3 separate regions of the Homo sapiens genome follow, and all the other regions are linked to region 3. A link is a loop called in an ENCODE intact Hi-C map of the cell type or tissue named here. Cell type or tissue: dorsolateral prefrontal cortex. All regions are shown on one strand. Each heading gives the region's core, and the rest is flanking DNA. Links, peaks and the distances in the headings are about the cores only.

The links. Hi-C counts contacts between places; a loop is a spot of excess contacts. Peaks named below come from ENCODE experiments on the same cell type or tissue, not always from the same donor. Only the 100,000 strongest peaks of a DNase experiment are listed, where the experiment ranks them.
Region 1: a loop joins it to region 3, with 8 times the contacts of the local background. A loop is called at or near these places in 6 of 110 quality-filtered maps.
Region 2: a loop joins it to region 3, with 3 times the contacts of the local background. A loop is called at or near these places in 48 of 110 quality-filtered maps.

What each region holds. Positions count from the first base shown.
Region 1 is chr12:125,528,722-125,536,837 of GRCh38, reverse strand. The region is part of intron 4 of TMEM132B (transmembrane protein 132B); the gene reads right to left. Among named protein-coding and RNA genes, the nearest start is that of TMEM132B, 350 kb to the right of the region's middle. In dorsolateral prefrontal cortex, for the core only: CTCF peaks have their summits at 3,011 and 3,219 (motif pointing left); a DNase peak (open chromatin) is centred at 3,197; H3K4me3 peaks cover 842 bases; H3K27ac peaks cover 322 bases.
Region 2 is chr12:125,398,920-125,407,035 of GRCh38, reverse strand. The region is part of intron 2 of TMEM132B (transmembrane protein 132B); the gene reads right to left. Among named protein-coding and RNA genes, the nearest start is that of TMEM132B, 220 kb to the right of the region's middle. In dorsolateral prefrontal cortex, for the core only: CTCF peaks have their summits at 3,442 and 3,645 (motif pointing right); no DNase peak of the experiment used is centred there; H3K27ac peaks cover 451 bases.
Region 3 is chr12:125,326,333-125,334,448 of GRCh38, reverse strand. The region is part of intron 1 of TMEM132B (transmembrane protein 132B); the gene reads right to left. Among named protein-coding and RNA genes, the nearest start is that of TMEM132B, 140 kb to the right of the region's middle. RefSeq lists a silencer at 3,285-3,344 and enhancers at 3,875-4,600, 4,601-5,327. In dorsolateral prefrontal cortex, for the core only: CTCF peaks have their summits at 3,160 and 3,363 (motif pointing left); DNase peaks (open chromatin) are centred at 3,348 and 5,025; H3K4me3 peaks cover 1,604 bases; H3K27ac peaks cover 1,200 bases.

The sequences.
Region 1 (8,116 bases), core at 1,597-5,596, 200 kb before region 3:
TTAACCTAATGACAGCTGCAAAGCCCTATTTGCCATGTGAGGAAACATATCCACAGGTTCTAGGAATTCACATGTGGGCATCTTTGGAGGGCCACTATTCTCCCTACCACAATGGATATAAGGTTTTGCCCACAGCGTGATTTGGTTATTTTCAAATGATCCATCTGGTAAAGAAGGTGTCTTTAGATAATGATGAATAAACAACATCCACTGAATATCTACCATGTGCCAGGCAATGTTTTAAGCACTTACTTATATTAACTTGTTTAATCCTCACAACCAGTGTGTGAGGTGGGCACCATCATTGACTCCATATTACAGATGAGATGCACCTGAATTGAGTGGATGGTGCAGTGTTGGCGAGTGAGTTCATGGAAGTGCTGGATTTGAGTCCTAGCTATCTGCCAGCAGACTCTGTGGCCCCCCAGGAGGTTTATGGTACAAAAAACCGAATGATCACCCCTGGAGCCAACAGAATCTGCCAGCCAGTGCTGCTTCCTACTGAAGCTTCCTGATGCTTTACATTTGGGAAATTCAGATGGATGGCATCGTCCCTGGGAGATGGCGCCTCTTAAGGACAGCAGCCTCTGTTTAACTCTGACATGCAACCAACTCTGTGCAGCAGTCTGTCACCACCTTGCAAGGAAACTATGTGCGGATTCAGCCACACCTTGCAGAGCAAAGACCTGACACCCTGTCCTTCATTCTTAAAGGTCAGAGGAACAGCAAGGTTGGGGCCAGCTGATACATGGCATGTGGAAAACAGGGGCAGCTCCACCATGCCCAGATGCAACCCACCTCCCTGCAGAAGCAATCCTGGCTTGTTGTGGCTGCTTTTCATGGGGGAATTCTTAACAGCCCACAAGACACAGTCACAGAAGTCTGATGTGGTTGTAAAATCACAGAGTAGAGGCATAGTCCCCCAAGGAAAGTAGACTGTGTTCAGCCGCCTTTGGTTTCTTGCTGCCTGGACAGGTAGAAATTTACTCTATCTGCAAGCTCCCCTCTCCTGCAAAGAGTGTGGGACCTTACAACCATCACCTGTGCAAAGTGGACATTTTCCAGAATCAAAGGTGGTTCTGGAGAAAATGCAAAGGTGGGCAAGTCTGCCCCAACCCCTCTCTTGGTCTTTTCTAAATACTCTCTTGCCTTGTCTGTCTCAGAAAAGAATCCAGCAGCTTCTTCAGCTGAGTCTAATTATAGAAAGACACAATACCTTCATCCCAGGAGTTCAGCTTGGTCTTTAATCGTGGCAGAGAATCTTTCCTCCTTCATTAAAAAAATTTCACAAAAAAGTAGGAGAATTGTGTTCCTGGCAAAAAAGCTTTCCTGAAATCCCCGATGGCAAGAACTGAGCCTCCTTCATCAGGTGCTGGCACACAGGCCCTTGGTCAAGGTATGGGAGGAATGACTGGCAAACAACCCTTTAAATCTCAGCAGCATTTCACAGGTTACCAAGCCCTGTGGGACTCCCAGTTAAACACAGTGGGCTGGAAACTTGATTCATCTTTTCCCCCGCTCAGGATCTCATTAAAGTGAGACTAACAGAATGAAAAAGTCAAAAATTCTCAACACAAAGGGGCCATCAGTGACAAAAGAGATCAGTCTTTTCTGGAACAATGGCGGTAACTGATGAAGTGAGTAGGGATGCCTGTTATAGAATATGAACAACAAATTAATATTAAGTAGAAGCATTGGATTCTACGAGCAAATATAAATGTGATAAAACTTGGTGTAAATACATCTATTAGATATATAGGTTATAAACAATTAATAAATACCTAGGCAGAAGTCTCATGGTGCTGTTTATTCATCTGTCAGGGAAGAGAATTAATCAATAGCAGCGCTGTCCAACAGATCTTTCCTCACTGCTAGAAGATTCTATATCTGTGCTGCCAGATGTGGTAACCACTAGCTCCATGTGGACACTGAGCACTTGAAATGTGGCATGTGCAATTGAGAAACTGAATTTTTAATTTTATTTAATATTAATTTTAATAGCCACATGAAGCTAATGGCTACCATATTGGATAGCTTCAGGTTCTAAACTAAAATTAAATTGTGGCATCTGAAAGAGCGGATGTAACTATAATGGTAGTAGTGATGGTAGTAATAGTAATAATAAAAATAAAGTGGATGTAACTGTAATGGTAGTAGTGATGGTAGTAATAGTAATAATAAAAATAATGACTCTAATCACTGACTTGTTTTTACCATAAACCTTTTCCCTTTAATCATAGTAAGATGATTTTTGTTTACTGTTTTGTTGTTGCTATTGTTGTCTGGGTTTGGTTTGGTTTTGGTTGTGGGGTGGAAAATCTGAGACAGGTTCTTGCTTTGTCACCCAAGCTGGAGTGCAATGGCATGATAATGGCTCACTGCAGCCTCGACCTCCTGGGTGCAAGCAATCCTCCCACCTCAGCCTCTCGAGTAGCTGGGATTACAGGCATGTGTCACCATGTATGGCCAATTTTTAAATGTTTGTAGAGATAGGAGTCTCACTATGTTTCCCAGGCTGGTCTCAAATTCCTGCGCTCAAGCAGTCCTCCTGCCTCAGCCTCCCAAAGTGTTAGGATTACAGGCGTGAGCCACTGTGCCCAGCCAGCAAGGTGATTTTTAAAAAACCAGTATTCCTTGTAGTGATTAATGGTTTTTTGAAGTTCAGAAACTTCATATTAGATTATTTGTCTTCTCTTAAATGTAAGTAAAAGGAAGGACCTAGCCCTTAATAAAGAAAAAACCCAGCACACAGAATATGCTCCCATTTTCGTGAAGTATGAAGTTCGCCGGCCACTTGCGTGTCCAGCCACAGTCATCTCTCTGCCCATACGTGGACTTTGACTCCATACATGGAACAATAATTTTCCAGTATTACTGCTGGCTCTATCGGGGGTGCTGAGATTCTGATTTTTCCATATATTGTTTAAAAATGTTATAATGAGCATGCATCATCTTAAATAAAAATAATAAAGCCTATTAAGATTTTGGCTGAAGCAGGTTGTCAGGTGCCAGGGGTCACGGGCTGCGCTGAGCGCTGGCTCGGGCTGCAGGAAGGAGCCTTTATTTGCTCACACTCAGGGAAATCGGGAATCCCTGGAAATCGCAGGGCCTGAGGACGCAGCCAGTCAGGCCGGGCAGGGGCTCCAGGAGCCTCCGCCGGGGAGGGGAGGGCGCGCGGCCTGTACAAGCCGGTCTGCGGCGCCATCTAGCGGGTGCGCCAGGACCATCGCCCACGAGGTCCTTCCCCGGAGGAGAGGCGGATGCCAATCAAAATGCCATCGCGACCCCTTGTCAAAGTAAAGCCATTTAGAGAAAGACTTGCTGGGCTCTGCAATCAGCTATGCAAAGGGAAAACAAGCGTTTAGGAACATTCCCTCGCTGTTTGTCTCAGGCGGGGCTGATGTGCAGCTGGAGGGCCCTGGGAAGGGGAGAGGCTGTAATAATTATTTACAAGGTGCATCTATTCCGATTGGCCAGTGGCCACACCACCCTGCTATTAAATATGTTGAATTTCATCACTATCTTAAGTATTTCACCTTCAAACAAAAATAAGAAACAAACTCTTAACATTTATCATACATGTATTATGTGACAAGCAGTGTGCAAATACTGCTTCACTTCATCCTCATGATAACAAGGTTATTCTGGCTTCTGGTAGGAATTATATTACACTTTTTACAGGATAGGTAAGGGGGACTGTGTTGAAGGTCACACAGCTTTAAGCCAGGCTGGAATTGAACGACAGCAGCTTGATTTTCTTAAGCACATGCATCTCACATCTCCCCAGCTGTGGAGAAGGGGCCCTTTCCTGATCAGTACAGAGGCTGGCAAAGTGACTCGCTAGCAAGAACTCTGGTTTACCAAACATAAATATCAGGCTTGCAGCGGGCAACCCAACATCAAAGTGCTCAGAGACAGCCTGCATATTCACAACCCCCAAACTGTGATACATAATCTAGTTCGCTGTCAACAGTGACTTGTTTTTTTAAAAGAAAATTATTGTCTCAGAACACAGGTTCCTAAGGCCGGGTGTGGTGGTTCACGCCTGTAATCCCAGCACTTTGGGAGGCCGAGGGGGGCAGATCACCTGAGGTCAGGAGTTCAAGACCAGCCTGGCCAACATGGTGAAACCCCGTCTCTACTAAAAATACAAAAATTAGCTGGGCATGGTGGCGCACACCTATAATCCCAGCTACTCAAGAGGCTGGGGCAGAAGAATTGCTTGAATTCAGGAGGCGGAGGTTGTGGTGAGCCAAGATCGCACCACTGCACTCCAGCCTGGGCAACAGAGTGAGACTCTGTCTCGAAAAAAAAAAAAATACAGCTTCCTGATTATTTTACTACCTTTAAGGGGTTGTAAAATAGGACCATAAAATCCCTTGCATAATCACTCTCAATTTGGGGATTTGGGGCTCACCCAACAAGCAGGACAATTCCAGGGCAGTATTTTCTGACGGATGTGCTGCATGACAGCCATCCTTGTGAGACAGGTCATAGATATTAATGATATTGACAGAGTCTTTAAAAATTTGTCATGTCTCATCCCTGCCGCTGAAGCCCCTGGAATTCCACTACTTTGTTGCTCTGACTGACAACCACCCATTTCTTTCCCGAACTTGCTTAGCTGGGTCTATTTTTCCCTTTCGCCTTCAGAAATTATACATCAGCAAAGGTTTTCCCAAATAGAGGCAGGTCAACTGAACCAAACATCTTAATGGGCTTTTCCCTTCCTTTCCACTGAGCTGACTCCAGTTCACTCTCCAAGAGCAGTCCCTGTAATATTGTTATGTTTTTAATGTAAGTTAGGAAACGGCATAACAGCTAAATCCAGTTATGGGGCCACTGTGGCAAGGGGTTTACTAAATGGCCTCCCTGGCACTATGTGCTGGAATAACAGTGTGGGTAGTTGGCTTGCAGCGCCAGGAGAGCCACAAGTAGGGTGCCCACTCTGCACCAAGTGCTACGGCGGCATTTACAAAGCACATGGCTTTCAGCTCAGCCGACAAAGACGGTTACTTGTGGCCATTTGTAAAGTGCACCCAGTGGACAGGCATTCTCCTTGACAATTTAAAATTAGTCCTTTCAGCTGTGAGAGGGTAGGATCAATCAGGTGAAATGGTGCGTATATAACTGAGGTTATGGCTGTTTGCAGAACACCTTGCTCATTCTGTTATATTAGAGAACCTAAGAGACAGAAACCTTCAGTCTATTCTAGATACCAACTGCCAAATGTTTTGTGTCTTCCTCAACGGTAATTATACTGACAAACTTGTAGTTTTGTGGGAAGGGGGAGAAACACAGACCTTCCAGGTAGGCTATGACATCAGGGTGACACAAAAATAATTCTCAGGCCAGGCACAGTGGCTCGCTCCTGTAATCCCAGCACTTTGGAAGGCCAAAGTGTGAGAATCACTCGAGCCCAGGAGTTAGAGAACAGCCTGGGCAACATAGTGAGACTTTGTCTCTACAAAAAAATAAATAAAAATCAGCCGGGTGTTGTGGCATATGCCAGTAGCCCCAGCTCCTCAGGAACCTGAAGTGGGAAGATCACTTGAGCCTTGGAGGTTAAGGCTGCAGTGAGCTATGAACATACTGCTGCACTCCAGCCTGAGTGGCAGAGCAAGACTCTGTCTCAAAAACAAAAACAAAAACAAAACAAAAAGAAAAGAAAAAGAAAAAATAAAATAACATTCAAAGACAGTAAAAGTTCTGTCCTGTCCTGATTAGCAGAGTCCAGTCAACACGACTGAGTGTGAGTATTGTGTAGCTGAGTGAATGGCTGGAGATTTAGCAGCCTGGCAGAGTCATCATCTGGAACTCCAGTTCTCACTGCACACGCGAAGGTGCAGTGACTGGGCTGCCCCGGATCTAAGTGGTTAATGGCACTCATGTAGCCCCCCGCCTGCCTCTTATACCTATAGTGAGCTAGTGTCCCCCTAAAATTCATGTTCACTGACAACCTCAGGATGTGACCTCATTTGGAAATAGAATTTTTGCACATCATTAGTTTAAATGAGGTCATACTGGATTAGGGTGAGCCCTCAATGCAAGGACTGGTGTCCTTATAAGGGGAGGACACAGAGACACAGACACACACACACAGCTTATGTGATGACAAAGGGAGAGATGAGGGCAAGGTGGCCACAGGCTAAGGAACGCCTGGAGCCAGCGGAAGCTGGAAGAGGCAGGGAAGACTCCTTCCCTGGAGGCGTCAGAGGGAGCACCTCCCTGCTAACACCTTGATTTCAGACTTCTGGCCTCCAGAGCTGTGAGAAAATAAATTCCTATTGTTTTAAGCCACCTAGTTTGGGGTAATTTGTTACTGCAGCCCTAGAAAACTAATATAGCACCCAAAACAGACATTGTTTACTGATTGGCATCATTTTTCCTGCCTAACATAGCGCTGCAGCAGACGACCATTTGGCACATGATGTAAAACCCACTTCCCACCCCCAAACCAGATGGAGCTTTACAGGATGCATCCTAGTTGGGGGTCGGGGAGTGGAGGAGAGACAGAGAGAAAGAGAGAGAGAGAGGAGAAAAGAAAAGAAATGGAAGCAACCTAAATATTCGTCAATAGGGAAATGGTTTAAAAAAAAAAAAACTATGGAATAACCTACTGCAGAATATAACAGTTTTTAGATAATAATTAAGCTCTATTCATATTAGCACAAAAGGGCTCCAAAGCATGTTGTTGACTGTAAAGAATATTACACTCAACATAATGCCATTTGTTTTAAAATGCAACCACACATAAAGCCGTACCAAGGATTTTCTGCAGCCCCACATACATTTGTTTGGTTTTGTTACAGACAGGGTCTCGCTCTGCGGCCCAGGCTGGAGTGTGGTGGCACAATCACAGCTCACTGCAGCCTTGAACTCCTGCGGCCCCATATATATATGAGAATGTAGATACATAGAAAGATAACGTTCTGGCTAAAAGAAATAAAATGATACACAATCATTCATTTGGGTGAGGCAGCAGGAATTAGTGAGCAGCCAACGGGCACTTATCTGTGATGTTTTAGGAAGATGTATTCAAGCACTGTTTAGATTTTAAAGTTTTACACAAAACAAAAGACGAAAGACAAGACATAGACTGCTCCAGAAGCCTTCAAACCTTTCTAAAATGCCCTCCTACTTATGGCTTCCCAAAGCTGGGACAGACCCCAAGGGCCCATGTGGCACCTGCTGGCCCTTCCTTGGGGTAAAGCACCCCTACTCAGCACTGGAGACTCCACAGACAGAGGCTACCCCCGTCTGAATCCCAGCGACCAGCAAAGTGAGTGAGCACAGGACACACAGAGGTGGGAAGGCAGAGAAAGGCTCTCTTGACAGGAAGGAGAGCTTTGCAAGAGTCAAGTCCCTGTTGGCCTTTGGGGCCACCAGGCAGAATCATTCAAAGAAAATAAAAGGCCTCCTGGGTACTTAATAAGTTTCAGGCCGGGCACAGTGGCTCATGCCTGCAATCCTAACAATTTTGGAGGCTAAAGTGGAAGGATTGCTTGAGCCCAGGAGTTTGAGACCAGCCTGAGCAACATGGTGAGACCTCATCTCTACAAAAAATTAAAAAGTAAAAAGTAAAAACTTAACCAGGCATGGTGGCATGCCTGTGGTCCCAGCTACTTGGGAGGCTAAGGCAGGAGGATCACTTGAGCCTGGGAGACTGAGGCTGCAGTGAGCTGTGATTGTGCCACTGCACTCCAAAATGGGCAACAGAGTGAGGCTTTATCTCAAAAGAAGAAGGAAGAGGAAGGAGGAGAAGGAAGAAGAAACAAGGAGGAAAAAGGAAGAAGGAGGAGGGAGGAAGAAGGAGGGGGAAGAAAGGAGAAGAAGGAAGGAGAAAGGAGGAGGGGGAGGAAGAAAGAAAGAGGGGGGAAGAAAGGAGCAATAATAACAGAAATAAAGTACACAATTAATGTAACACACCTGAATCATCCTGAAACCATCCCCTCATCCTGGTCCATGGAAAAATTGTTTTCCATGAAACCAATCCCTGGTGCCAAAAATGGTTGGAGACTGCTGATATATAGCACATATAACATGCAAAACATGTGTTGATTAACTATGTTGTCAGTAAGGCTTCTAGTCAACAGTAGTCTATTAGTAGTTAAGT
Region 2 (8,116 bases), core at 1,597-5,596, 72 kb before region 3:
CCCCCAGTTGGCAGCACTCTGTGCCTATGGTTGCACATCAGCTCTGGGAGAAGCAAATGCTGTCCATACGACTCCACTGGGAAAGGTCAACTGGGAGCTTGCCCTGGACCTCTACTGGATCCTACTCTATGCACCTCTTCCCTTGGCTGAACTCAGTTTGTATCCTTTCACTAGAATAAACAATATTTATAAGTACAACAGCGTTTCTGAGTTCTTTGAGTCCTTCTAGAAAATTACTGAACCTGAGGGTGGTCTTGGGGACCCTCCAGACTTGCAGATGGCATCAGAAGTGAGGGTGGTCTTGAGACCTTCCCAGCTTTCCAGTGGGTGGGTCAAGTCTTTCACTGTCTGCCATGGGCGGGGGTTGGAGAAGGAAGCGTGCAATTAGAACTCACGCCATCAAGACTGTGAAATATTTTTATACCCCATATCATCCACCCAGTCCTCCGACGTTTAAAGAGGATTTCTTGAGTTTCAGGTACTACACATGAAGCACTTGGAAATGCAAAGAGGAGCATGGCTCAGTCCAGACCAGTGAGTCTCAGATGGTTTTGGCCACAGACTGAGACTGTGGCTCACCTTTCCCCGGTACCCATTTCACAGTAGAAAAAGAACTTGTTCACAAATGCTGAAATGTCTCAAGCCCCTTCTAGAAGCCAGGCACTGTCCTCCGCCTTGCACTGCTAATACACAGATGCCTCGTGCAACCCCGCAGGGGTAGTATCGCTTCTGCTTCCATTTTCCACATGAGGAAACTTGATGAGCATCACTAGACAGGCAAATTGTGTGGGTATGACCAGGGAAGGGAAGTTTTGCATTCTGCTTTAGCCAGAGGAGATAAAGAAGATTCCTGTTTGGACAGTAAAAGGTACTCACAGTCTACTGGAAATTCACTAGCAAAAAGATCTAGTTAAGCATATCTACTAACGTTTGAGTTAACCAAACAGCCCACAGTGGAAGAACTTAGTTCTTCATTAGTTCAGGAAACTGAACTAATAAATATTCCAAAAAAAAGCAAGGAAAGCTACAACCTGAATTCACAACCATCTGAAGACAATACTACCAAATGCCTTGATGATAATAAACTGTCCTGTCCAAACTCTGATGGCTGCAAGATGCCAGCAGCCATGTGCATCCTAGCGCCACTCAGGAATATTTGTGGATTATAATAGCTGAGCTTTACTGAGGCCACTCCCCTGAGCCAGACACTTTCCCAAGGGCTTTGCATAAATTTTCTCGTGCTTTACCTGTATCAACATATTTAATCCTCTTTACAGCACTATGAGTAGGTCTCATTATCCTAGACTTACAAATGCGAAATCTGTGGCACCAAACAATTAAGGAACAGGCACAAAATCACAAGGTGGAGGCAGGATGGAGTGTAGGGGTCCTCATTTCTGAGCCTGCCCATCTGGCCACTATACCTGACTGGCACAGCACAGGTATTCACACCAGCCTGCCAGGTTCAGGTCCTGGCTTTGCCATTGACTCTTGGTGCAGTACAGACTCCTCCTCTCTCAAATGATGAAAAAATAAGTGTCTATAAGGGGTTGAATAGTGTCCCCCAGGGATTCATATCTACCCAGAACCTCACAATGTGACCTTATTGAGCCACAGGGTCTTCATTGATGTAATTACTTAGGTATCTCAAGATGAGACCATCCTGGATTTAGGGTGGGCTGTAAATCCAATGAGTGGTGTCTTTATAAGAGACAGACAGGGAACCTGAGAAGGCAGCGATGTGAAGTCAGAGAGAGAGAGAGCTGGAGTTATGCTTCTATGGGCCAAGGAATATGAAGGACTGCCAGCAACAACCAGAAGGTAGGGGAAAAGCATGAGAAGGTTTCTCAACCCTACGGACATCTTGATTTTGGGCTCTGGCCTCCTGGAACTGTGAGAGAATAAATTTCTGTTGTTTTACACTATCGCGTTTGTGGCCATTTGCTGTGGCAGCCCCAGGAAGCTAACACAGTGGCCATCTCGTGAGGCTGCTGCAAGGGTTAAGTGAGCTAATACAATATAAAGTGCTGGCACAGACGGAGTGCTACAGGTGTGTTTATTATTATTATGTTACGCTGTATCTGTGAATCAAAGAAGGGAGTGAGACAGTCTGTCTAGGGAAACAGTGGCTTACATATAAACAAAATAAACTGACAAAATAAAAATAAATAAATTCTGACATCTTTGCTTTGGAGTGAAACACTGGGCATTCCTCCCTCCCTAGCAGAGCTGGATACACCCAGGAATGAATGTCAGGAAGGTGATGGAGAGAGAAGGATTAGGAGCAAGACTCCCAGAATTTAATTCCAGCTGCAAGAAGGACTAGCTGTGAGGCCTTGGATAACCATTGAACTTCTGTGACTCAGTTTCCTTATCTGTAAAATGTGGATAATAACACTATCTACCTACAGTGTTGCTATTATGAAGATTAAGTGAATTGGTGTATATTAAGTGCTTAGAAGAACACCTGGAACAAAGACGTGGATCAGCATTAGCTATTATTAATTTCCTAACAATGAACTACCATACGGTCTCCAGAGATCAGACACACAAGCATCTAAGCCTCCTACCTTGTGAGATGTCCTTTGGAACTACCCTAAGTCTCCAGCCAGGATTCTAAACACTTCTTCTCCAGATATGATTTCCTGATCCTATTCCTCTTCCTTAGCAGAAAATTCCTCTAACATCCCTAGGCAAAGGCAAATGTCTCCGTTTGCCAGAGTAGATCCATTTATTTCATAAGGGGTGCTCTAGAGAACATCCAGCCCTCAATCCTTTGGGCCCAAAGGACATTGCTGTACACCTGACAAATTCTGGACATGTCATAGCAGTTGCAATTGATTTTTAAAAATCCAGTTCTGGTGCATGTCCATGAAAACGTCCAGAGATAGGGCCAAATTCAGATGCAACTCACTATAGACGTTCAAATGTTACCTCCAGTTCCATTAGGCACTGGACCCTGTTCAGCTCTCATGCATGTGGGCTTTGTTCACCAATTCTTCTCATGGTCACAGTGTTGCTGCAGCAGCTCCAGATCTCACATCCTCATCCACAACAAAAAAGCAAAATTCTTTCCCTTAGATCAAAGATCCCAGAGCCAGGTTTTCATTGGCCAAATTAAACTGAGTGCTCAATCTTGAGCCAATCATTATGGCATCTAGGGTAGAGGGACAATGCTCATGGGCTTAGCTGGTCAACTAAGCTGGTCACTAAGGGTGAAGTTAACCCCCTCCTAATCACGTGGGAGAGGTTAGCAAGGAGTGGCTCCTGAAAGGAAATTCAAGTTACAACAGAACAAATGAATGCTGGGTATCAAAAACACAAACCTAAAACCAAACTATTGACATTTTCCTCTCTCTTAAACACAAGTTATACAATTGTTTCTAAATCCCAGTCCTTAGTCCAAATCCTTCCTAATTTTAGATTATCTTTGTTAGAACAATTTAAGCCCAGGAACATCTATGTCTTGAATATTCATTAAGTTTGTTTTAGAGAAATATCTTTAGGCTTGGTGATATTCTTAGCACTTGTTATTTAAAAATTACAATATCTAAAACTACATGGAAAAGATAATGGTCTCACCACTGTAATGAGTTTGCGGAATTTGGGCTCTGAGCATAGAAAAATATATGACCACAAGGTGGCAGTAGCATACAACGAGTTTTATTTGGGCAACGCTTTGACAGGTTTGCATGAAAGAAGCCCCTCACAGCATGAGACAGTCCAAAGGATGTGGCCTGAGGGGCCACCAGCCAGAGGGGAGGAGGGAAAGAACTCTGAAAGTAGAGGTAGATTCAAGACAGGGGCTCACATGTCTAGATAATGTCACTCAGCAGCTCAGTGGGGAGTCTCTGGGTCAGAGAGCTCTAAAGGGCAGTTGCAGCTTGAGTTCTTTTATAGCTAAAAGGTTTATCTTATTTACAACTAACAGACATTGGACTCAGTTTTGCAGGGTATGCAAAACAGGCAGGCTCCAAATGGCTAAAAATCTGTTTATTTGGGCTATGTTTAAAACAATTGGATGTGTAAAAATATGAATTTGGTGCCAGCAGGCTTTTGAGCTAACAGGTCCCAGCCTGCTGTGAAGAAACAAACAACACAGGGGCCAATGAGCAGGAACCATTTTTATCTCACTTACATAATAACCAATTTCTGACATACAGAAAAAAAAAATTATATGTATTTTCCATAGGTTCTTCATTACATAAACATTTGCTGTATGAATCCTTGAAATTATGGGATTACATACGGAAGGATAAATTGGCAGAACAAGAAACCACTTGTTGATAAATGGACTCTTCCAGATGTCAGTCCCTGCCCACACATGGCCCTTAGATGACAGCAGCATCTACCCCTGCCCACCACTTCAACATCTCTGCCATCTTGATTGGTCAGATTCTGCTGACTGCCAACTATAAATACAATGCAAAAGCAATGCAAATCCATTGCAAAGTGAAATTGCATATCTTGTAATAGTAGAGGATGGACAAATGCATGCAAAACTATCAACAAAGAGAATGAAGCCAGGGTCTACAATCACCCTTCAAGATATATTTACCAGCCAGGCATGGTGATTCATGCCGGTAATCCCAACACTTTGAAAGCCCAAAGTGGGCAGGTCACCTGAGGTGAGGAGTTCAGGACCAGCCTGGCCCCTGTCTCTACTAAAAATACAAAAATTAGCCAGGCGTGGTGGTGGTTGCCTGTAATCCCACCTACTCCAGAGGCTGAGGCAGGAGAATTGCTTGAACCCGGGTGGTGGAGGTTGCAGTGAGCCAAGATCACGCCACTGCACTCCAGCCTGGGTGACAGAGCAAGATTCCATCTCAAATAGATATAGACAGATAGATAGATAGATAGTAAGTAAACAAGTGAAGAGGAGAAAATCAGTGAGGACAATGGGTGCTTCAGAAGACAGCAGTTTCAATAGCCGAGTATCGTGAAGCTCTTGGGGAAACTGGAGAAGCCCTCAAATATTTCCGCTAAACGGATCCTTTTTGTGATCCTACTAGCAATGTCAAACATGAAATGAGAACTGCAATATTGTATAGTTATAGAAAACTGGAAGAAAAATGACAAATTATCAACATGCATTCTTTGTTCAAAGTGCACAGATCGGGAATTGCCAACCCCTAATTTTGTTTACTACAAGATAAAATAAACTTTTATTATAATCTTTATTTCATTTCTCAAGGAAGAAAAAAAAATCCCAATCAAGTTTTTTCTCACTATTTTCTACAAAATTTTGGTTCCCAATTTTAGTCAATTAATTTTAATTAGCCAAAAATACTTAAAGAAAATTTCTCCATCACACCCTTCTAGCTTTGAATTGCAATGCTCATAAAAATGTATATTTATGTGTGTGAAAATATGCTAATATTGTATGTTGGTGGGGAACAGAACACTGGCTCCTCGTGGTTCCTAAAACAGCACATTCCTTCTCGTCTCTAAACCTTTCCACCTGCCATTCCCCCTGCCTGGAAGCCTCTCCCACAGACACCACCATGACTCATTCCCTAATCTCCTTCAGATCTGGACAAATGTCACCTCTCAGTGAAGTTTTCCTAGACCACCCAATCTAAAATGGCAAATCCCTCTTATCCTCAACAACTTCTATCCCTGGTCTCCTGCTTTATTTTTCTCCTTAGCACTAAACCGTACCCAATATACACTTTGCTTCCCTTGTTTATTATCTGTCTCTCCCACTAGATATAAGCCCAAGGAGAGCAAAGATTCCGCAGTTTCTGTTTCCTGCATTATCCATAGTGCTGAGAACCATGCCTGGCAAATGGGAGGAGCTTAATCAATATTGGTCGAATGAAGGGTCTTTATCTAAGGTGTCATCCGTCTCTGGATGTCCCACGAATATGAGACTTCAAGGGCTGAAGATGCCCAGTAAGAGACATCACCAAAAAATTCCAAGGGCAGGGAAGGGGGTGAAGGCATCAGAACCCTGTGGACCAGAGGCTCTCAAACTTTCAAGCATATCAGAATCACCTGTGCCACTTGTCATGGCACAGAGATTGGGACCAAACCTCTAGAGACTGTGCTGCTATAGGTCTGGGGGGCAGGACCCATAGTGCTGTGTTTTTAAACAAGTTGCCCTTCTGAAGCACGGGGTCCTCAGAACACTCTGTGGGCAATACTGTTTGGGACACACCTCAGACATCACATTCTGTCGAGCGGAGTCATGCAAAAGAGGTTCAACACCCTTTCTGAGATAAGCCCAGCCTGGGGCACGGGAACATTTTCAGGGTGTGATTAAGGAAAACTGCAAGGATACTTTTAATTGGGGCTCTCCCACCAAACCACTTTCCCTGTGATAAATTAACCAAAGACAGAGATGCTTGCATCTCCCACTAAGCACCTGGAGGCTGGTAACGTCAGACTCTGCTGAGAGCTCCTTGCAACAGGTTACAGGGCATGGAAAAGAGAGTCCAAGGGATCCACAGAGGGCAGGAGCCTGGCCTGCCAAGATGACCATGGAGCAGGTGGGGACTCCAGTCTTACATGCTCCTGTCCAGGGGGCTGGAAACCCAGATATTTTGGGCCTCTGAGTCAGAACAGGAGCCATCCTGATGGATAAACAGACAACTGGTGCTGGAAAAGCACATCCACCAGAGAGAAGTACTGGAAATCATGAAACTCAGCTATGAGAACAGGACACCTGAAGGGGGATCTGCATGCCAGTGAGAACTTTCCCCAGGCAACACGTGCTGATTTCTAGAAGCTATTGCCACTCTCCCGTCTCATTGCTCAGTTTAATCTCTCGTCTAAGAAAGTCAAATACTAAGAAACTTATGTGTCTAGCTTTGGACAAATCAGAAATTTCACATTTTTACAAGAAAAAGAATGGTTTTAGTTATTTCAGTGCTTCTACTATAACAGCTGCCTTGATCTCATGTGTTACCTTTTGAGAGATGGCTAGGTATCAGCAACTGGGAGAGGTGATTTGTAGGCAATGGAGCCCATCAAAGCAAGAGAGAACTACAGATAAGAACAATCATCGCAGCTACAATTGTAGAAATGTCTGCTCCACCCCATCCAAGGCAGCTCTGAGTGTGAAAACAGCAGTAGGTTCATGTATGCAGGAAGCTCCATCCAGCCTGTGAAGCTGATCTGATCCTCAACCTGTTTGCCTATGCCTCAATGAGACAGTCGTTATGTTGTTTCCCCAACCAAATGATAGCTTCTACAATGCAATATTTTCTTCCCAGACTCCAGCTTCATAGACGCTTAGCCAATCTCAAACCTCAACACCTTCCACAGCCAATATAACAGAGTAAGTTTACCCCAGAGCTGCCTGTTGGATCTTTCCTGTTCTATGCTAGCTGTATTAGTTTCCCAGAACTGTTGTAACAAATTACCACAAACTGGTGACTCAAAACAAGAGAAACTTACGCTCTCACAGTTCTGGAGGCCAGAAGTCTGAAATCAAGGTGTTGGTAGGGTGGGTTCCTTCTAGAGTCTCTGAGAGATAATCCATTCCATGCCTCTCCTATAGCCCATCCCTCAATACACACACACACACACACACACACACACACACACATACACACACACACACACACACACACTTCCTTCTTCACATCTTCCACAGCAACAAGATAAGCAAGTCCAAAACTCTGCCTTGGCCCCAAGTATCTAAACCTAGCACAAAATAAGTGGACCCAGCCTACGGCATGTTTTACTTAGCCACTCATTTGGTGACAGTACATGCCATATGTATGTGTATATAAACTTTAGGATGATCTGCTACGATCCCTGGCTCCTGATGATTACAGCTTTGTAAATCTGTTTCCCTTGAGTGTGGGTAGGAACTGAGACTTCCTTGTAACTAATTAAATAATGCAAAGGCACTGGAATGTCACTCCATGACCACATTAGGTTTATAAGACCATCTCACTAGCTGACTGACTAGAACTATCTTCTTGGGTGGCTTTGAAGAAACAGGCAGTCAGGTTGGAAGACCTATGTGACAATAACCTGGGGGAAGTGGGGCTCTAGGAACAGAGGGCAGCCTCCAGGCACCAGCCAGCAAAAATCCAGGGCTCTCAGCCATACCACAAAAAGGAAATAAATTCTGCCAACAACTGAATCAGCTTGAAGCAGATTC
Region 3 (8,116 bases), core at 1,428-5,427:
AAAGGAAGGCACAGAAGGAACAGCGAAGATCAGAAAACCCCTAGCTCCTCTCCCCTTCCTCGCCCACCAGGAGGCGAAGGGAGAGGTCTGGTAGAAGGAGTATCAAGAGGTGAGATGAGAAAGTGCTGAGGTAGTTCTGGGCAGCGTTTCCACTGTCCTGGTAGCAATGATATACCCATGCTTGCACGAGCTATGAAATATGGATTGAGTAACGGACGATTCTGCATATGTGTTAATTGCTCTTATATTTGCATTTAAAACTGATATCACATAATAAAAAGATAAATGGTAAAATTCATACTAATGATTTAAGATTTTAATTTTTCTTTTTCAGAATGGCCTTAAATAGCAAGTAAAAACACCATGAGAAGTTGAAAGAGGGGCCCCAGAAGGAAGGAAAAGGGCTTTATATTTTCATACTTTTCATGGCATTTTTTCCCTGATTTTGGAAGAAGGGGCTGAATTTTCATTTTTCCCTGAGCACTGCAAATTATGTAGCCAGCCCTGAGGACATGTGAGTTAACCCAGCAGAAATATAACCATGCCACAATCCCCAACTTTCTCCCAACACTTAGGCCAGAGGTTAAAAAAGCAGGCTCCAGGGACAGTATCTGGGTCACAGACATATTTTTATTTTACCTACTCAGTGATTTTCTAAAAATTGAATTAATCACACAAAAATCCAGATTTCTGGCTTTTCTTTAAAGATACAATAAGCTTTGACTAGGCTGTGCATGCATTCTTACCCAGCAGTAATCAGCTAGATCAGCAGGGTCACTGCTGCTCTCTTTAGCTAGCACCTGCATCCTAAAGCTCACCACAGTCCCCACCATTCCCTGTCGCCCCATTCCAGCTCTCACACTCACATATATCCCCTGCCTGCCCTCCAGTCCACTTTCTAAAAATGAGCCCAACACTGAGGAGGGCAGAGTTGGGAGAGGGAGACAGAATTGCAGGTTGAAACAGCTTCAGACTTAGACATTTATTCTTCATGAATGTAATTAATTCTATTTGCCGTATGTAGTGGGTTGAGTAATGTCCCCCCAAAAAGATATTTCCAGGTTCTAACCCATGGTTACCTGTAAATGTCACCTTACTTGGAAATAGAGCCTTTGCCAATGCAATTAAGTTAAGGTTTTCAAGATGAGCTCATTGGATGACATAAGTCCAATGACACCCACCCTAAAACCAATGACAGACGTCCTTATAAGAGAAAGGACAGGGAGACTTGAGACACACAAAGACATAGGAGAAGGCCACATGAAGACGGGAAGAGTTGGGGGGATGTGTCTACAAGCCAAGGAACGCCAAAGATCACTGGCAACACCAAAAGCTGGAAAACCGGCCTGGGACAGCGCCTCCCGCAGTCTTCAGAGGAAACAACAGGGCAACACCTTGATTTCGCCTCCAGAATGTGTGAGAAATCAGTGTCTGTTGTTTTAAGCCACCGAGTTAGTGGTAACTTATTACAACACCCACAGGAAACTAACGCACATTATAAAAAACAAAACATCATTCATCCTGGCTAGTCTGGGCAATCCGAAATCGCTCAGAGAATATCTTTTGTTCTCTTTCTTGTTTTTGGTTTTTTGTTTTTTAAGGCAGTTCATTATTTTCCAACACACAAAGTAACTAAAGAAAGGAAAAACTAATATTGTCCAGTCTTAGTGGCTGTTGCAAAGAGAAGCCACTTTAGTGAATCTGTAAGACGAGTTTTTAGCGTGTTTAAACAGCATGACCTCAGACGCCTTCAACATCCCTTTTACAATCCTGTTGAATCTCCAAGTGCTTGGAAACCCCTTTTCACCTACCAAAGCACTCTACTGTCTTAAAAAAAAAAAAAAAAAAAAAAAAAAAAAAAAAAAGCCAACTCTCTGAATTAATTTCTCAGATGACATAAGGGTCCCCGTGACGCAGAAAGTGCAGAGCTATGAAGAAATGCAGTGGGTGGAGGGCACAGCCTGCTTCTGGGGAGCTGCGCTTAATTGAGAGAAGATGACAGAAGTCTGTGGGAAAAAAAAATTGATGAAGAATAAAAGAAAGTAAAATATGTATTGTTCACTTGCCTGCTACAAGAGTTGCCAGATCTCAGAGGAAGAAGAGATGAATAATTGGCTGGCAGTTATCACAAGCTTATCAGTAGCATCCAATACATAAAATAATAATAATAATAGTCATTGCTAGGAATTTGTCAGATATCTACTGAGTACCAGTCACTGTTCTAACTACATTAACATGTATAAACATACTAAGTAACATGTTCTGATACATGGATTAACAAGTTTTAAATGTATTAACATGTATTAGCTCTTTAGACATTTATTCTTTACACAATCCTATGAGCTAGAGTATTATTTTCATATGGTATATTAATACTATTATATAATTATTACCTAAATAAATTTGGGCAGGGCTCAGTGGCTCACGTCTGTAATCCCAGCACTTTGGGATGGCTTGAGGTCAGGAGTTAAAGAGAAGCCTGGGCAACAAGTGAGACCTCAGCTCTACAAAAAAAATGTAAATAAAAAATAACCAGGCAAGACAGCAAGTGTCTGTAGTCCCAGCTACTTGGGAGGCTAAGGTGGGAGGATCGTTAGAGCCCGGGAGGTCAAGGCTGCAGTGAGCTGAGATTACACCACTACACTCCAGCCTGGGCGACAGAGCAACACCGCATCTCCAAATGTATCAAATAAATAACTTGTAATAATATAGCCATTTTATAGATTCAAAAACGAAGGCACAGAGAGGTCAAAAAACTTGCCTAAGGTCACACAGCCAGTAAGGGGTGCAGCCAAGAGTGGGCCCCAGAGTGTGGGCTTAACCCCTGCTCTGCCGGGTCCTGGCATCTGTACAGCTCCTGCTCCTCTTCCTCAGCTTGGGGAAGAGACTCAGCTTCTTCCTGGTGAGCCACATGTGAGCTGGTTCCAGATTTCACCCGGAGTAAAGGGCTCATGTGCTGCTTTTAACCATAGCGCGACCTCGAAACCCGTGGACTAAAAGCCACGGAGAACTCGGGAAAGAAACAGCACCTCCCCTTCACACAGACCCCAGGGCTTCGCCGTGGACCCCACCCTGGGTAAAAACCCTTAACAGCAGCCTTGGGAATCTTGGTGCGGAGGAAAAATACAAAGCCTCAGTCCCCTTTTCCTGGAATGCAATTCAGAGCTTGTCCTGTGTCGCTCAGAGTCAGCGGAGGACGAAGCGGACTCCTGGGGCAGCAACGCGGAGGAGGGGACCGACCCGGGAGCCCGGACTGAGCCCACCCGGACCAGGCCCTCCCCGGCGCTGTCCCCGCCCCGCTCCCAGTCCGGCTCCCTCCTCCGCAGACCCCGGGCCTCGCGGGCAACACCGCCACCCAGTGGCCGCCGCCGCCAGCGCTGCACGAGGAGCCGGTGGTGCATCCCTCCCCTCTTCCAGAGACGAAACCCCGATTTGGGCGGTTTAGGGCAATCTGGGGACTTTCACCAAGGCCCACTGCTGCTTTCCAACAGAAACCCCTTAAACACCTCCTGCCTCAGCCTCCTGAGTAGCTAGGAACACAGGATGTGCTAATTTTTATTTTTATTTTTTGTGGAGATGAGGTCCCACTGTGTTGCCCAGGCTGGTCCCAAACTCCTGGCCTCAGGCAGTCCTTCCACCTCTGCCTCCCCAAGTGCAGCTTGGTTAGGCAAAGTGTTGGAATTGCAGGCATGAGCCACTGTGCCCAGCCAAGAAATTTTAATTTGCCTGTGAATTTTTTTTCAAAGCAATACACTAGGTAGAAACATTTGCACATTTTAAAGCTTTTGATACATATTGCTGTTTTACAGAAAGGCCTCTGCCCTCTTGGCAGCATTGGATATACTTTTTAAAAAATCTTTGCCATTTCACAGTAAAAAATGATAGTTTATAGATTAAAAAATTTAAATTTGACAATTAGTGATTAAGTTTTTTAAATGTTTACTGGCCATTTTTTTTCTTTCTTTGTAAATTTCTTGTTGTCATTTGTCTATTGTTTCCATAGGAAGTACTTAACTTTTTTCTTGAGCAATAGAAGTTTTTATGCATGAAAAATGTCAACCATAACTATAGATAAATAAAATCATCTTCATGGCTGCAAAAAAAAAAAAAAAAAAGAAACCCCTTAAACAAAGCACGACTACTCTATGGGACCAGATTCTTTGTTTGCAAGTCACACAAACCCAAACCAGGATAGGCTTAGGGGAGAAAGGGAGTCACTGTCCCCAAACCATCAGCCTGGACAGAGGAGACCACAAGTGGCAGCCAGCACCCCGTGGGTTCTCTGTGCTCCGGAAGAATATGAAATTCTATTTGGAAGCGGGGACGCACCCACACCACACGCATCCCGTGACCCAGAGCAACACCTGGGTTTTCCATCAGTCCAGCGTGACACAGATCGTCGGACCACAGCGTCGGCCACGGAACAATGGCCACAGGCTGCCAGCAGGGCTACTGCATTGAAACCCTCTCTCCCCTTCCCTTTGTCCACTTCCGTCACCCTGAGAAATCACAAAGTGGAGAACTGATTTTTGCCTGTATCTGTCGCATTCCTTCCAGTGAAGATCGGGTAGTTTTATGAAAGGGCTTTTTCTTCCCTTTGTGTTCAGGGGTATTCACTCCATGGGGAAAATCTCTCTAGTCCCTGGCCTGAAAGCTGTTCCTGTTGTTTCCTTTCATTGGCCACCTGAGTGTCAAGGGGCCGGGGCTGGGGGAACACTTTAAAAGGCCAGTCTCAAGAGAGATGAATACAGCCTGTGTCAGTGACAATGAGTGGTTTGGGGACAAAGCCACGACAGCTCTGAGACATCCGTTAGGGAATCGTCCCAGGAAAGTAACCAACCCATTGTCCCATCTCGTTCCAGCCAAAAGCCACTCAGACCTTATCATCCTCCTCAAGTCAGTGCCTCATAGGACCCCAGACCCAAGGGTGGAGGGAGCTTGGGTTCTAGAGAAGGAGGCTTGGGCTAGAAAGTCAGCCTGCCTCTTGCCTGGCTGGGCTGCCTGGTGAGTGACTCAGCCCTACTTAGCAAGACAAGAATACCATCTGCCTCCTGGGGTTCTGTCACATTCAATGGGATGGATCAGGCACACTCATTTGTCTAAGTCAGCTTGGCCAGCTGTAACAAATCCATCATAGGCTGGGAGGCTTCAACAACAGATATTCATTTCTCACAGGTCTAGAGGCTGGAAGACCAAGATCAAGGCGCCAGCAGATTTGATGTCTGGTGCATGCCTTCTTCCTTATGGACATGCATTCTTGCCATATCCTCGCATGAGGGAGGAAGCGCTGGTACTTCTTTCTCTACTTATAAAAGCACTCATGAGGGCCCCACCCTCGCAACCTCACCTAAATCTAATTACCCCTCGAGGGCTCCACCTCCTGATACCATCACATTGGAGATTAGGGCTTCAGCAAATACATTTGGGGGTGGGGGAGAATGCGAACATTCAGTCCATAACAGGGTTCATTCAGTATCCATTAAGAGCCAGTCCTGTGCCCGGCACTGAAGTTGCAGGGAGGATAGAGCAAAGCAGCCCTGTCCTCACAGAGTTTAGTCTAGTTTGGAGCTGAAGAATGAACAAGCCATTCCAGTAAAGAAAAGCGAGAGTCATGAGGGCACATGTACCGAGGAGAGGCCCCAGTGCGGTCTTGAGGGAGCCAGAGAAAACAGGACCTGTAGTTCATTGAATGGTGCCCCCAAAACACATCCACCTGGAACCTTACTTGGAAATAGGGTCTTTGATGATGTAAGCAGGTCATATTGGACAAAGGCAGACTTTAAATCCAATGACTGGTGACCTTAGAAGCAGAAGAGAGAACAGAGACAGGGAAGGTCATGTGAAAATGAAGTGAGAGACTGGAGTGATGGGGCCACAAGCCAAGGAATGCCTGGAGCCACCAGAAGCTGAAGAGGCAGGAAGGATCCTCCCTCCCCTAGAGCCTTCAGAGCAAGTGTGGCTCTGCCAACACCTTGATTTTGGACATCTGCCCTTCAAAAGAGAATAAACGTATGATGGATGCCCCAGGAGACTAACACAGTAGCCGAAGGACACGTGGAATAGCCAGGTCCCATTTGGGGAAGAAGGCTCCCAGCAGAGGAAACAGCATGGGCAGAACACAGAACCCTGCTGCAGCTGCAAGGGTGTGGTGGCTGGGCAGGAGTGAGGGCACCGTGCTGGGCTGGAAAGGGAGGAAAGGGCACATCCTTCAGGGCTGGCGGAGGCCACTGCATTGTGTTTGGACTTTATCCCAGGGTAATGGGAAGCCACCTGAGTGACTGAGGTCCCAGGTTCATGGCACCACTTGATATAACACGGTTAAGACATCACTCTGCTATTACGGAGAATGGACTAAAAGCAGGAAAGGCCAAGACAGGGAAATGAATGCGATGGCCCAGCCCCAAGGGCAGGGTGACTTTGTTTTACAAACGGGCCAAAGACGGTCCTTGTAGACTGGCCCCAGGTTTACTTCTTCAGAGTTGGCTAGGGCCATCCATTCTCCAAGACCCCCGGTGCCAAAATCAAAATTTTACACAACCCATTGTTTTAAATGTAGCCCAAAGAAGCAGACTCTTAGCTATGTAGAGCCCGCCTGCTTTATATATCCTGAGAAACTGCACCCAGCATCTGCCAGCCACAGATTTTTTTTTTAAAACCTTGGACTATAGAAGACCCCAGGCAGCTGCTGTCCCTTGGAGCCCCCTGGCCCAGAGGCACCCAATGGTCCTGCTGTGTGACCTGGACACTTAAGCCCCCTCTCTAGCTCTCCTTTTCCCCAGGAGTTCCTTCTTCCTTCCTGGTTGGCTGGTGGCCCAGGTGATGGCCACAGTCTCTGGAAGGTCTCCTGCTATGGGAGACGTCCCCCGCATGCAACCTGTCAACATACTGCCCAAGTAAAAAAGCTCACTCTTCCTGATCAGGCCTGAAATCCTCAAACTCACCGCAGCCTCTACTGCAGAAAGGGCCACCAGGATGGAGAGGAAATGAAGAGATTCTGGTAGGACTTGGACATCAATTAGCTATGATGGGAGGGGAGAGGGTGCTGAGAGAGGGAAGAAAAGACAAAGAGGCATTTTGAGCTTAGTCTTGGGCACAAGGGTGGACCCGTCACTGGGACAAGGGAGGTGGGTATTTGGGAGAAGGTGCTGAGCTCTGCTTGGGACGTATTTAGTTTTTGATATTTGTGGGCCCCCATGTAGAAATGAGTTAGATGCTGATGCTGGAGCTCAGGAGAGACCTGTGAGCTAGAAGGAGATTTGGGTGTCAGCAGAAGAGAGGTGGTGACAGAAGCCATTGGGAAAAGTGGCCCAAAGAGAAACATGCAGAGTGGGAAAAAGAGGAGGGAAAGAGAGCCTTGGTGGAGAGAGGCTTTGGTGGAGAGAGGTTTTGGTGGAAAGGTCTAGCAGGGGGCAAGCCTGCAGAGAAGGCTCAGGGGGCATCCAGGGAGAGAGAGAGAAGGGAAAGCAGGTGCCTGTGTTGTTAGAGAAGGCAGGGAGACCCTGTGCCTCTGAGCTGCAAAAAAGCCAAGCCTGGAGAAGTGGCCCCTGCATGTGGCAATAGCTTTGGCAGCCTCGGTGGACAGTTTCAATAGTAACAAGGTGGCAAGAAGCACAATGAGTGAGCAGGACAAGAGGAAGGGGTGCACGGAGAACAGGCAACTCTTTCAAGAAGTTTGCTGCAAAGGGAGAATCTGAATAGGACATAGGAAAACCTCCCCTTGGGTCTGGTCCCATCCCTGTCCTGGTTGCACCAGGCCATTCCCTTCCTTCCGACCTCCCCCGGTGCAGACAGCAGTGGTGTCCATTCTGGATGCTGCACCAAACATTTCCCGTAGAGTCTGGAGCTGAGGCGAGGGCACCAAATCTTCAGCTTTATTCAACACCCCCCAGTTCCTAATTCCCACCTCCCCCCATCAAACAGCATTAAGCCGATGTTTACTATACAGGTTGCCAGGACAACGGAATGTCAGAGCTCATGTGCTCCATTTTGAGCTCATATTGTCTTCATTGGAAACAGGTCAACAAGGAGGGCAAGTGACTTTTTCAACCAAGTCTGGAATACTGACGGGGCTTGTCCAGCCTGAGACCAGTCACTTCGGAACAGAGTAATTCTCCTC